Linked DNA regions of Homo sapiens: region 1 is linked to region 2. The links are chromatin contacts, found by Hi-C or POLR2A ChIA-PET in ENCODE. All regions are on one chromosome and are shown on one strand. Each heading gives the region's core, a stretch centred on a gene start or an enhancer-like site at or near the end of the contact. The rest is flanking DNA. Distances are from core to core; before and after follow the strand shown. Region 1 overlaps KLF7 (KLF transcription factor 7). Region 2 overlaps KLF7 (KLF transcription factor 7).

What was found. Hi-C counts contacts between places; a loop is a spot of excess contacts on that map. ChIA-PET counts read pairs that join two places held with the same protein, here RNA polymerase II (POLR2A). Pooled maps may share reads with other maps.
Region 1: a loop to region 2 is called in a map of heart right ventricle, with 2.9 times the contacts of the local background. The contact joins two enhancer-like sites. A Hi-C loop is called at or near these places in 25 of 168 maps with a recorded cell type or tissue (DLD1, Right ventricle myocardium inferior, cardiac septum and 11 more) and 6 of 50 pooled maps. POLR2A ChIA-PET finds 5 or more read pairs at or near these places in 16 of 52 experiments (AG04450, B cell, CD4-positive, alpha-beta T cell and 12 more).

Annotation. Positions count from the first base shown.
Region 1 is chr2:207,139,854-207,146,341 of GRCh38, forward strand. The region is part of intron 1 of KLF7 (KLF transcription factor 7); the gene reads right to left. Among named protein-coding and RNA genes, the nearest start is that of KLF7, 23 kb to the right of the region's middle. RefSeq lists an enhancer at 2,429-2,930. Within about 2 kb of position 4,003, at least 30 of the 41 ENCODE cell types and tissues checked have a DNase peak (open chromatin) inside an H3K27ac peak, as active enhancers do; they include gastrocnemius medialis, where a contact is called at or near this core.
Region 2 is chr2:207,092,484-207,099,742 of GRCh38, forward strand. The region is part of intron 2 of KLF7 (KLF transcription factor 7); the gene reads right to left. Among named protein-coding and RNA genes, the nearest start is that of MIR2355, 14 kb to the right of the region's middle. Within about 2 kb of position 5,033, at least 2 of the 41 ENCODE cell types and tissues checked have a DNase peak (open chromatin) inside an H3K27ac peak, as active enhancers do; they include gastrocnemius medialis, where a contact is called at or near this core.

The DNA.
Region 1 (6,488 bases), core at 2,753-5,252, 46 kb after region 2:
AGATAGAATTAGAATCATTTTTTAAGATCTTTTTTTTCTTTTCTGAGACAAGAGTCTTTCTTTTTTGAGACAGTCGCCAGGCTGGAGTGCAGTGGCGCAATCTCAGTTCACTGCAACCTCTGCCTCCCAGGTTCAAGCGATTCTCCTGCCTCAGCCTTCCGAATAGCTGGGACTATAGGTGCCCGCCATCACACCCAGCTAATTTTTGTATTTTTAGTAGAGATGGGGTTTCACCATGTTGGCCAAGATGGTCTCAATCTCTTGACCTCGTGGTCCGCCCACCTCGGCCTCCCAAAGTGCTGGGATTACAGGCATGAGCCACTGGGCCTGGCCTGTTTTTTTAAGATTTGAATTGAGAAAACTTATAAACACAATTTATTGAAGACCTTATTTTGGTTATTTGATTAATACCAAATACATAGAAACTCAAATTTATATAATTTTTAAAGGGGGGATTTGAACCTGCTATCCAACATTTTAAAAAACATTTTCTAATTTTAATAAATATGAAAATACAAATTGGACTAAATAAGTCAACATTTTTCTCCCAGTCCTTAGAGACTAATGCATTTTCCAACACCAGTATCATATATCACCCATCCCTTTTGTTCAAAACAGAAAATGCAGTGAGGAAAAAAAAGCATGTAAGAAATAGAAGCAACAAGAGGAGTAAAAATAGGAGCAATGGAAAACAGATGAACAGTAAGCATCTCATTCTTGTATAAAAATCTTGGATGCCAGTAGCTGCTCCCATCAGTAACACACCTCTAACCAAGAGGATCATCAAACTCTGGGAAGCAGATCACCTCAAGGGCACAATTTACACTTGGCCCTGCTCCCTACATGGAGCCTAAACATTAAAGTAGTTGTGTCTATAATCACCTGTTAGTAACAGACTAAAAAGAAGGGTGGGCCAGTGGGTGAGGAAGACTATTGTGATTCAGAAATGTATGCTGGTAGAAGACCATCTCTGTTAAAAGCAGGCAATTAAGTATCTCATTGTAAAGGGTACCTGATCCGTCTTGGACACCAAATCCTTCAACTTTGAGACTTTTTGTAAGTATGTAAAATAAAAGACAATGTGGAGTCATGGAGAGAACACAGACAAAAGTCAGGATGACTTCTGCCTGCTCCTTCTACATAATTAGCTCTATGCGTTTCCTCAAGTCATCTCATCTTCAGTCTCTGGTTTCTTTATCAAGAAACCAAAAGTATTAGTATATATATAGAGATATATAAAATGGACTATATATATATCCTTCCCAATGGTATGAAAATCCTCCGTGAATATAATAAATTTCTCATGACCAAATCTTGTTTGCTTAGGGAACCAGGGTATGAGGAAAATGGAATTCCCTACTCTGATCCCTCTGCTTATAGCAGTGCCATGCTCCAGGTATCTCAATTTCAGACTCTGGACTGCAGTTTCTGCTCAGTCTCCTAGACAAGGTCCCATGATACAAGACCACATACTTGTCCTTAGGGTGCTGCAGTAGGTAGATGCTATTTCTGAGGATGCTTTCCTCTAAAAGGTAACACATCTTCCCATAAATCTAGGTTAGGAATCAAACTCAAACACATTCAGGGACTAGGAGCATAACATACATTAGTGAAACAGTCAAGGAATATGACAATAATGAGGGGTGGGGACTGTGGTAAACTGGATAGCACATGCCATCTAAAAGGGGAAGTTGGTACATAGCACCAGCTCATCGATATCATGTAGAAAACAGAGGTCCAGAGTTGGCAAGTGTTTTTAAAGGAAGCCCAAATCTTTTGGGGTTTATGTGGAATCTCTCCAATTGTTTCAATGTTGGCAATGAGTATTAAAAAGTTAGAGTGCGTGAGACAAGCAAAGGGCCCACAGCTGCCAGTCTGAGCCTTCTGTTTCAAATGAAAGCAGAGGCAAAAGAAAAAAACAGAGGCATATTTGGGCAGTTCTTTCTTCCCTGTGGATCCAAATTATGGTATAACTGTCTCTTAGGGTAGTTATCAGCTGGAGAACCTTAAGCCTCACGTCCCACAGTTTCCCTAAGAAATCCCTTATTTGAGGAGAGACCCAGCTGAAGGAAATAATGATGAGCTGCACTTTCATTCGGCCCTGCTCAGCTCCTCCTGCCCCGCAGTACTCGGCTGGAATCCCTGCTCTCAATAAGAATCTTGTCACAAGAATGAGAAATCTGTAGAGAAGGCACCATGAAATGTCAAGCAGGAAGAGGCAAGAGCTCTGACAAATCCAATGAGCCTTGAGGTCTGGCACCAAGCTTTAAACTTCTTTTGGGCATAATCAATAGCTGCTCAATAAATACTTCTTCAATGAATTTTTTAAAAATCTTGATTAGGAGCTACTATTATTTTTCATTGCATGCTCTTCACTGAGGTGACTGGGAGATTGGTAGATTTTGCCCAATAAGATAATGAATGCCTGGGGAGAAAAAGCTCTGCTAAGATAAACAGGTGACACCTGTTTGAACTCTGATGGCCTTTCAGGGCAGGGTCTGTTATCTTGTACTTCTTTCAAATTAATTCAACAGTTATTTACTGAGCTTCCACTTTATATAGGACATTGTGCTGGAGACTTCAAGCGATTCTAGAGCTCAATATCTGCCTACAAGGTGCTCATGGTATCACAGGAAGAGAGGGATAGAAATACATGCAATTCAAGATAACACAGCACATGCGACTAAGCACTAGGCTGAATGAAGTGGTATGGCAACACAGAGAAGGAACCCACTCACTCTCCCTGCAGAGGTCAGTGAAGGCCTTGTGAAGAAGTCACATTTGAAACAGACCTTGGCAAATGAGTGAACTTTTGCCAAGTGGAGAAAGGGAACAATGACATTCTAAAAAGTGCACACAGTGTGAGCAAGGGTGTAGAGAGGTGAAAGCCCCACTGTGTGTCTGGAAAAGGATGAGCAGTCTAGGATTCTGATGAATGGGGTACACATTACGGAGGAGCAAGAAATGCATGCCCTCGGGCCTAAAAAATGTCTTCTATTTTTGGCTGACAATTACATTGGTGGTTTGCTCTGGGTTAAGCTTTGCCAACGCACTTCTAAAAGGCAGTAGCTGTTTCTCTAGATCTTCAGTGATAACTCAGGGAAAGATTAAAGAGCTCAAAAGATATTAGTGAAACCCAGTAGCCGTATTAATGTTGCCCAGTGATATTCCTGAACCTAAATGTCAAAGAAATCATTCAAGGCATTTTCTTTTTCAGACTGATACTCCCAATTTAGAAAACAACACAACAACAAAAACATAACAAATCAAAATGAGGACAAAACCCAAAAAGATGGAAATAAATACTATCAAAAAAAATCTTAGCTAAAATACAATGCCACTGGATTAAGCACAGAATTAAACTCATCTCTGATTTGCCTGGTAGCTGAAGCAAAAAGATCAACAATGAGTTAGGAAATTCTCATCATCAAATAAAAGAAACGTCAGTTCCTCAGAGATCAGTTGATCTTCACACGTAAAGTTTAAAGTAAAAGGAGGAGGAGGAGAAGAAAATGAGGAAGAGGAACAAAAGAAATGACATGAAAAAAAAAAATCCCTCCATTTACCAAAAAAAAAAAAAAGTTAAACTGTTTCTATTTAAAACCCTCAAGTATTTTGTCAGTTGAGGGAACTGAAGGTTCGGAGTCTGGGTATGTTTTTCTGCTTTGTAGCCTCTCTCTGTTGATGTTTTTCTGGCTTTCTAAGCAAAAAGGAAACCTCACCCATTCCTGTAGACATGCATTTATGACCACATTCTCCTGGCCAGTAACCCTCAGTGGCTCGTGGAGGCTCTCTCAAGGGTGGCATGTCAGGCAAATGGATTTGGCTATGGAGCTACTGCTTCTGTGGCTACTACTCAGATTCAACGCAGGCGCCTTCAGCGAGGGCTCCAGGGCAAGGCTCACTCATTAAGGACAAAATGTGCAGGCACATTTGACCTTTGGAAATCCAGCCCTGGTCTGAAGCTTCCAGATTCAAAACAAAAGCTTCAGGGCCGGAAAGAGAGTTAGAGGAGGCACACTTCCTAGCTTGGGGCCCATCCCCCACACATTCCCCCTGTGACTGAGAGGCTCACAAAACCAATAGAGCAGCATTATTAACTCTGCAATATCATAAGAGAGGGCTTCGCTCTCTGCCTTGGTGGAGAGAGAGAGGCCAGGGGAGGGGCAGGCTGGCTCCAGGGGAAAGCATGCTTCATTAGAGTCTTAACTCAAGGGAGGCAACTGCTTGTGTAAGCGCAACAGATGAACGCAATGTAGAGAGGCTCCCATAAAAACCCTGGCCCTGGTCTAGGAGTCGTCACAGCGGGGGGGAGAAAAAAAAAAAAAAGCATAGCTAGACTGAGCAAAGGCTGGGTGGCAGAGAGCTGTCATTTGGCATAGACTTCCAAAATGCCAGCAAGTGAAAAGTCATGTCAAGGGACTAACCTAAGGCAGAAGTTTTAAATGTGTCATACAAATGGGATGCTCCTTCATCTGCAGTCACAAATTTTAAAGCATCCACTGTCAATCATTTTTCACTCTGTTTTCTTGGGTTACCGACAAGTACCCAAATGAACACTTATACATTTTTTCACCAGAACGAAATAATAGCTCTACTTCATGAAAATGACACCACCAACCCTATCCTTGTGTTCCTTCTGATTTGCCTAGGACTCCCACCCAGCTGGGTCACTGTTTCCCTCTCATAGGTCATATGACCCAAGCCAACTGCCTCTATCACCAACTCCCATGATACCCAATGAACACAGGGTGGCTCAGTCTTCCCCTTTCTTTGAAGATCTGTGCTGGTCTTTCGGTCATCCTGCCACTATCCCCAAGCAGCTTCCATATCTGTCATTTCAGGGCAGCAAATCTGCTGACATTAAAAGTAAACCAACTAAGTTTTCAAACACATCTTAGTCCCCAAATCCTTCCTCCAGTCATGCAGATCAAGTAAATGTCTTATCTTTATGAAGTCGTGGTTGGCTTCAGCTTCTCCAATTCTGGCGTTTGATTCTAGATAGAAGGTTAAGTACCCCCTGTTGCACATCAGACTTGCATCAATTCAATCCATTTGCTGTTAAAGAAGCATCACACTTCCCAGAAAGGTTTTTTTCCCCTTTAGCCACATACCAAGCCAGAATCAGACAAATGCAGCCTGAAGTATTTTTAGTTATTATTCACATTTGTCAACAGGGACAGTGACAACTCACCAGTCCGTTCTGGGGCAGAACTTAAGGAATGGAACTCTCGTATCTATATTGTAAAAACGAATTGCCACCACTGATGACCATAACTACCTGCTGCTTACATGTATACAGACTTTGTTAGGAAATACTGTGCAGTAACGTATCATTAAGACCTTACTGGCAGGCTCAGTCAAAATCTCTTATTTGACATGATTTAATATGTAACATGGAAAGACCCAATAACTTTTCCTATTCTTCACTCATTTTTTTCCAATGGAAGAAATACTACAAATACACTAAGAAAGAAGTTGAGAGTTTCTTTTAATGAACCTTTAAACAATAATACATCTATTCAACACTGGCAATATACCTACTATATAAAGTATGACAACTTTTTTGCTTAGCAAGATGAAAATTACAGGTAGATACATGGATGGGAAGTTATCAAACCCAAAAAGAGACTAATCATAAATGAAATACAGGTGTCAGTTGTAAGTGTTCTCAATGTCTGTTCCATTTTAGATTCCTTTTGAGTGGTAACTGTAAACTTTCAGGAAAAGTTTTTGAGAAGAATATTTTTGGGAAGATGAGTAGAAATATTCCTTCATTATGTCAGATGTGACTGTGAATGTCACTAAGGAGTATTCTTTCCTGGCACCCTAATCTTTCCCTTATTTCCCAATCACAATTTAAACTTCTGTGCCTATTTATCTTCCAGGTCCACCTCTAGACTTTAAGTTCCACAAGAGCATGGGCAATGTCAGGTTCACCACTGCATCCTCAGCACCTAGCACAGTGTGGGGCACACAGAAGGACCCCAGGAAAGGAAGAAAGAGATAAGGAATGAGGAAAGGAAGGAGAAGGGTGGAGAAATTAAGTGAATGAACTAAAGAAAGAGAACCAAAAAATCACCAAAGAGAAATAAATTATAGCGATGAAATTGAGCATTCTCTACTTCCTTCTCAAGAGTTGCAATGGTTTATTATGAACGAGTGTGACCATTCTAATGTCTTCATCCCTTGCTGATGGGTGATGGACCCTGCTCCAGCAAGGGCCAGTCAACTGCAGGACTACAAGTAAATAACATTCTGATATAAAGTGACCAACAGGCAAGTGGACAGGTGAATACATAAAGCACAAAGCCCTCTATGCAGCCAGGGTGTTTTTGAGATTCTCCTGTTCTCATCTCTTCATACATATCACCCTTCCTTCCATTGAAGCTACCATGTATATTCCCCACATTCTCTCCATTTTCTCTTGCAGGTTACTTTGGGGGAATTCAAGACACACTAGAATTAAGCATATCTTAGATCACTCC
Region 2 (7,259 bases), core at 3,783-6,282:
GCCACCTCAGAAGTGAGAGTAAGTCTCATGAGGTGAAAACAGACTTATAGCCAGATGAGGGCTCGTAAGGAGAGGTAAGGGTGCTTGAGAAACAGGACTGACATTTAGAGAGGTTAAATCACGTCAAGAACTCGCGTTCTCCCACAAAATTCATCTGAAATGAAATGTGGTCTAAACCAGTGTGGCATTTTGTTAGTTTCTTACAGGGTCACTCTCCCTATATCGTGATCATCAGAATTGACTGATCAAAAAACACTGCCATAAATACTTTTTGAGCATGCATCTATGATATATGTAGGCTTATTCATGAACCATACAGATGTACTAATGTTCTATTAGGATATTATAAAATATATATTCAATAGACCAATTAAAAATGAGAATAAATTAAATATAAATAGAAGTCATACATATTTCTTCTTGCCTTCAAAAAGACTGTGTTGCACAACCCTACTTCTGGCCACTGCCCTGTAGGATAAATAAAAATAGCTTTGCTCTCAGCCCCACCATCTCACTGGTCTTAGGCCTTCCATTCATGGCTCCTACAGTCTATTCTACTTATAACAGTCAAAGCAATCCTTTGAAAATGTAAATCAGAGCATAAGTGACTCTTACAGGGGGCCTTAGTCTATATATTTCCATATAAATGGTCTCTTTGACATCCACTGGATTTTATGCATTTAAAAACATTATTCTGCAAAGGGTTCCACAGGTTTTGCCAGACTGCCAAAGACATTCACCCAAAAAAAGGTTAAGATGAAATTAAAGTGTAAAAGTTCCAATGGTTTTCTATCGTTCTCAGAAAAAAAGTCAAAAGCCAGGCAAGGCTCTACAGTACAGCCTGCATGATCTGGCTCCTGGCTACCTCTCCAATATCATCTCCTACGCTCCCCTCCCCGATTCACCACATTGCTGCCCTGCCTGCAGGCTCCCACCTCGAGGCCTTTGCACTGGCTCCTCGCTCTGCCTGGAACACTCTTGCTCCCTCACTTCATTCCGGTCTCTGCCTGAATGTCTCCTCCTCTTAGAGAACTTCCTTCACTATCCTCTGTAAAACAGCAGATTCTGTCACTTTCTCCATAGCACTTAATTACTTTGAAATGCAGTTGCACATTGTTTGAGTGTATTATAGTCTGTTTCCCTCACCAGAGCATAAGCTTCATGCAGACATCCATTTTGTTCACTGTGATACCAACAGCACTAAAGCAGTGCTTGGCTCAATCCCGTCCGATACATTAGGTGAATTTAACAAAGCATCCTGATTTGCAACAAAAACCTGAATACACCTAGAGGGGCAGAACAGCCTGTGTGATTTCCAGTCCCTCACTTTCTAGGTATTAAACTGGTTTACGAGGGGAAATGTTTGCTTGGTTGCTTAAATCTGATATCCTTCTTTGACAAGGACTAAAATGTGGTAAGTTTTCCTTTACCATTAAATATCACTTCTACTTCTTCCCTATCTTCCACAGCCTAAAAGACGAGGATCCTGAAAACTTCCTGTAACTTAATCTCACACATAGGAACCTATCCTCCTGAGCAATATCCCCTCTGGGAAGCAAAGTGCGTCATTTTATGAAACTCATTTGTAATGTTTATCTCTGAAGATGTATTTGAGACAGCATAAGTGATATGTCAAATGTACTGTGCTATAAATTTGCCTTTAAGATAGAGAGTGTAGCATAAAATATGAACACGTGGCAGAATCTTGCACTCAAGGTTTAAAATCTGTTGAAAATAAACTCACTAATACAAATGTTCTGCATTCATTTCCTGATCTGCAAAATTTCAAATTCTTAATGCAAGTTCTAAAGAGATTAGGATTTTGACCTGCCTAGATTTCTGTTAAGACTAATTTTACCTGTTTCCTTTTATTTATTTATTTTTTTAATGTGGTTCTAGACATTTAGGTATGTCAAGGTCCTAGTCTCTTGAGGACTTGGATTAAGAATTTGGAAACTCTGCAGATCAGGAAATGGAAAAGAAAACTGGAAAAGAGGAATACTTTGCAATGAGTTAATACTGCTGCCTAATACATCTCGAAGAAATCAGCAAAGACCCATCAATTGCTTTCACATCACACTCAGTCGCACTAGAGAATTTAAGCAAGCTGGAGAATAAAGACATTGTAGAGAAAGTGTCACTAAGCTTTCTCAGCAATGGAAACAGAGTAACCGGTGAATTTCACTCCATAGCTTGTCAATGTCTTCTCAACCTGTAGGTGATGCAACTAAAAAATACCTATGCTAAGTCACTGTATCTGCTTTGGAAAATTGTCTCAGAGCCCCTCTTAGATTCCAGCTGGGTCTTAAATATTTTTTTTCAAGGTTTTTTGCGTATCTGATTGATGGAAAATAAAAATTCTTTTATAGAATTCCCAAAACATTTATAATAACTACTACATAAATTAAAATGTACTCATTGATGATCCATGTGGCTTTTTCATTCATCCATTACTTGCTTACTCAAACGAGGTCCAAGTACCTGAGTTTACACAGTGCACCAGTCACTTTACAGAGCATGCAAACATTTGCCCTATTTGTTTTTATTCTTTTTTTTTTTTTTTTTTTTTTTTTCTGAGACGGAGTCTCGCTCTGTTGCCCAGGCTGGAGTGCAGTGGCGCGATCTCGGCTCACTGCAAGCTCCGCCTCCTGGGTTCACGCCATTCTCCTGCCTCAGCCTCCCAAGTACCGAGTAGCTGGGACTACAGGCTCCAGCCACCACGTCCAGCTAATTTTTTTGTAATTTTAGTGGAGACAGGGTTTCACCGTGGTAGCCAGGATGGTCTTGATCTCCTGACCTCGTGATCCGCCCGCCTCGGCCTCCCAAAGTGCTGGGATTACAGGCGTGAGCCACCACGCCCGGCCTGTTTTTGTTCTTAAAACAACTAAAAAACAATAACTGGTCCTGGGTTAGGTTTACTCCTCACCACCTTAAAATGTTTGTTCAAAAATCTGTAATCCAAAATTTAAACCATATCCTCAATGAGGTACAGCTCCTACTTCAGAATACGGAGAGAGGTGAGAAAAGATTTTGACTGAATACTGCAACTGCTGACAACAATTGTGTTTGTGTTCAATATAGTAGCCAGTAGCCACACATAGCAACGAGCGCTTGAAATGTTGCTGAGGTAACTAAAAAACTGAACTTTTAATTTAACCTTGATTAAAATTCAGATTAAAAAATTGAAGCAGTGTAAAAATATTTCACACTCTTATTTTGGTAGAACTGCATTTAACTTTCACCATTGAAAATTTAGCATGAGATACCCTGGAAACATACAATACACACTGGATCTCAAGGAATTAGTATTAAAAAAGAATGTAAAATATTTCTCACTAATAACTGTTTAAATATTGATTTTATGTTGAAATGATTATATTTTAGATATATTAATTTAGGTAAAACATATTAAAATTAATTTTACCTTTTATTTAACTTTTTTAAAAATGAGATTACTAGAAAATTTAAAGTTACATATGTGGTTTGCATATATTTCTATTTTGGACAGCACTGGCTTAAAATATATTTTCTACGTAGAAACCCCATCGACTCAAGCTTAAAAGCTCATCCTTCCCGTATTTTTCTCCATGTCCAGCCCATAGCCTAGAATCCCAGTGTTCCCATTTTTACATTCCAACCCGTGGTAGAAGCACTCTCCCAGGCTCAAAATCTTAGAGTTATTTTTAACTGTGAGAAAGCTAGGGGAGGAAGGACTCAGTAAACAAGTCCAAGTACTCCACCTTTGTGGAATCTCTCCTCCCCACCCCTGGCTTTTATTCTCATTACTACCAACCTTGTCGTGTACAAGACCCTGAATGCTTCACCAAATGCAACCAACAGCAGCCCTTCTCTGTTTCGAGGGATCTCCTCCCTGTTGCTGCATCGCATCAGGATCACCTGAGGCACTTATTAAAAATGCAGATTCCGAGTTCCCATCTCAGACCTTGCGTATCAGAATCTGTTTTTAGCATCTCTGTTTATGGGTTCAGGAATCTGAAGAAATGACATTTAAGCTGAGATACGAAGGAGGAGTTAACCAGGTGCAGTGGGAAGAAAGCTCTGCAGATTTAAAAAGCAGCACATACCAAGGCCCTGGGAGCAGAAGCAGCTTGGTGCTTTTCAGAAACAGTCATAAAACCAAAAGGCTCAAAGAAGCCTTCTTCTCTGATCCCCACCCCACCCCCAAACTTAATAGAACGTTTGGAGCCTCTCTCACTGGCCAGGATGTGAATTTTGTGAGGGCAGGGGCCACATTTGACTTGTTCGCCACTTTATCCACAGTGGCTAGCACAAACGTTATACACAGTAGATGCTCAGATAATACACTTATTTACATATAGGACCCATAAAAGTGCCATTAAGAAACACAAAATAATATTTCTCTTTAAATTGTTCTCATCCCCTATATCCATCTCTCTTTCCATAAGCAGTCCTCTAGCAACAGTGGTTCTCAAACTTATTAGAATTCCCTAAAGGGCTTGTTTAAAACACAGGTTAGTGAACCCCACCCTGAGAAGTTCTGATTCAGTAGGTCTGATTCACAAGGGGAGGGCCCAAGAATCTGCATTTCTAACAAATTCCCAGCTGATGCTGATGCTGCTGCTCCAGAGACCATACCTCAAGAACCATTGCTGTAGTGGGGAAATAAAATGAACTCAGCATCAAAAAATAGATTATTCTAGTTCTGGCTCTGCCACATAATAGCAATGTGGCCTTGTAAAGGTATTTAATAACTTCTTTGGGGACTTATGGCTCTTAACTGTGTGGGGAAGGAATTAAAAAAAAAAAACTGTCCCACTTCCCTATACTCATGAAGATTCGATGGAACCTAGTACCTGAAAGTGACTGGTCAGTTACAAAGTCCCAAATGAATAAAAAGTGTTATTAACGGTGTTTGTTATTAAAGTTGCTATTCATAGTGGTGATATCAACAGGGAGTTTACAGACACACAGGAAGCCAGAGAGAGATGTGGAAACAGAGAACTTTGTCACCTGTATGTCCAGGGCAAAGGCACAGGGCTTCTCTATAAGACTCAAACTGGAGCCCAGCCTGCCCCGTGGAGCACAGCCATGGAAATACACGGGACTAAAGAAATCCTTTGGGGTCATGTGCCATTTTTAACAACTGTTAACTTTTTCTAAAATGTTTCTTTTGAGACAAAGTGTTAGATTCTTGGTGAATTTGTTTGAAATGTTGGAGGAAGACTGTGTTGGTCATGAAAATTACTTACCAACCCAGATGCTGAAACAAATTTAGCTGTTGAAAATTAAAGAATTTTTGTAATGTGTAATTTGTTATTCCAATACATGTGTTTTCAAATACTGTACCATGTTTCTCATAACCCAAGGAATGCCATAAAATTATTTTTTATTTAATTAAAAATGTATGCAGTCTTCTAGTAGTTTCTAGTGGGCTGAGTGAGGTTTAGCCAACAAACACCACTGCTCCCCACCACCCCGACACAAGGCAAAACAAAAACTCATAACTGTTTAGGTATTACTATAATTTTCAAAAGACTGTAAACTCACTTAAGAATTTAGACCTCAACAACACTTATACCTGAAGCTGTATGTTCTCAAGTTTTGAAACAGGTAAGCATGATCATTTGGGGAAACTATATTTATTATTTTTTTTAAGCAACAAGTTTAATTTGCTTGCCTTTTTTGTCCATTTTACTTTGTTTTTGTTCTTTTTGTTTTTCAAGGTTAACTTCAAAAATTATTTTTATCAGCTTTTTTGGAGTTAAATCCAAATAAAACTTAATGTCATCTTGGAAATTTAAATATATTTTGGTGATTACCAGTTACAATAAAGTTAAAAGCTAGGTATATACTAAATTTGAAGAAAAATGTTATTAAAACATTAATCTTTCCCTTTCAAGATGACAACTACACCAAGTGAATCTGTTTGAAACTCATTTGTAGAACATTTTCTTTCCATTTAGCAGCAATGTTATCACTCTGTAAGTCAAGTTCTCACAATTCAATTTGATGTATTAAATAGAAATTTGATTATTAAAAAACGTCAATTTTAAACTCACCTTTGGTCAACCTTTGCTTTTTGTTTTCAAATGTAAAGATCACCATACAGCAGAGAACGTATACAGGAACAGACTCTTACTACAATGACCAAGCTATTATTATTATTATTATTTTCCTTAGAGACAGAGTCTCACTCTGTTGCCCAGACTGGAGTGCAGGGGTGCAATCACAACTCACTGCAACTTTGAACTCCTGAGTTCAGCCTCCCAAAGTAGCTGGGACTACAGGCTCTGGTGCCACCACACTTGGCTAATTTTTTTTTTTTTTTTTTTTTTGTAGAGACGATGCCTCCCAATGCTGCACAGGCCGGTCTTGAACTCCTGGCCTGAAGTGATCCCCCGACCTCAGCCTCCCAAAGCACTAAGATTACAGATATGAGCCACTGTGTCTATTCCCAAACTATTAATTTTTGAATCACCTTAAAAGATTTTCAGAATGAAGAGAAAAAAAATCACTTTTACTCCAAACAACACGTTCCAAGCATGGGTAATATCAAGGCATCACTCTGAAAGTGATACCACTAAATCAGAAGTATACCCTGTAGAAGTAAACCAACAGAGAAAAGGAAACTTCCCCTAAAAATGCAGTCAATTCCAGAGGTTGGCAAAAGGTGTACAACTCCTAGTGAGTATAGCCAAGGAATTCATTTTTCTTGCAAGGAGGGTGGTACTAAGAAAAAGATAATCAGAGAGCACACAGCTTTGAGGGAGGGTAGGTCTGCATGACACCCTACTGGGGAGGCTTTTGGAAAGCCTGAGGGCAGGTGAGAGGACTGTGTGTCTGTGAACCACAGAAAATGCAGAGACATGGAGGGCCAGGACAGGTGGGGAGGGGAGACTAAACTAGGCCTTATCAGATCAGGGACCCATGGTGGTCACCCATTGGTACGTATCACATTAGTTGACAATGTCTAATTTACTTTCCTGGATACACTAAATTTTGCTTTTTTGCTAACCAAAAATTTAGAAAATATACACCTAAACCATTTATTATTTGGATAAAAGTTAACTTTCTGCTACATATGCGATATATATATATATATATATATGAAAAGAGATAGATCAATGGTATTAAAAAAAAAACCATAAGAAAGGATAATCCAAAAACCACCTAAGATCTGCTTCTGGAAGCTATAAAGTAAGTGGCTTCAGCATCCTAAATTTGTTTTAATTAAGCTAATGATAACAAAAATTGATATTCCTTGATGATATAAATAC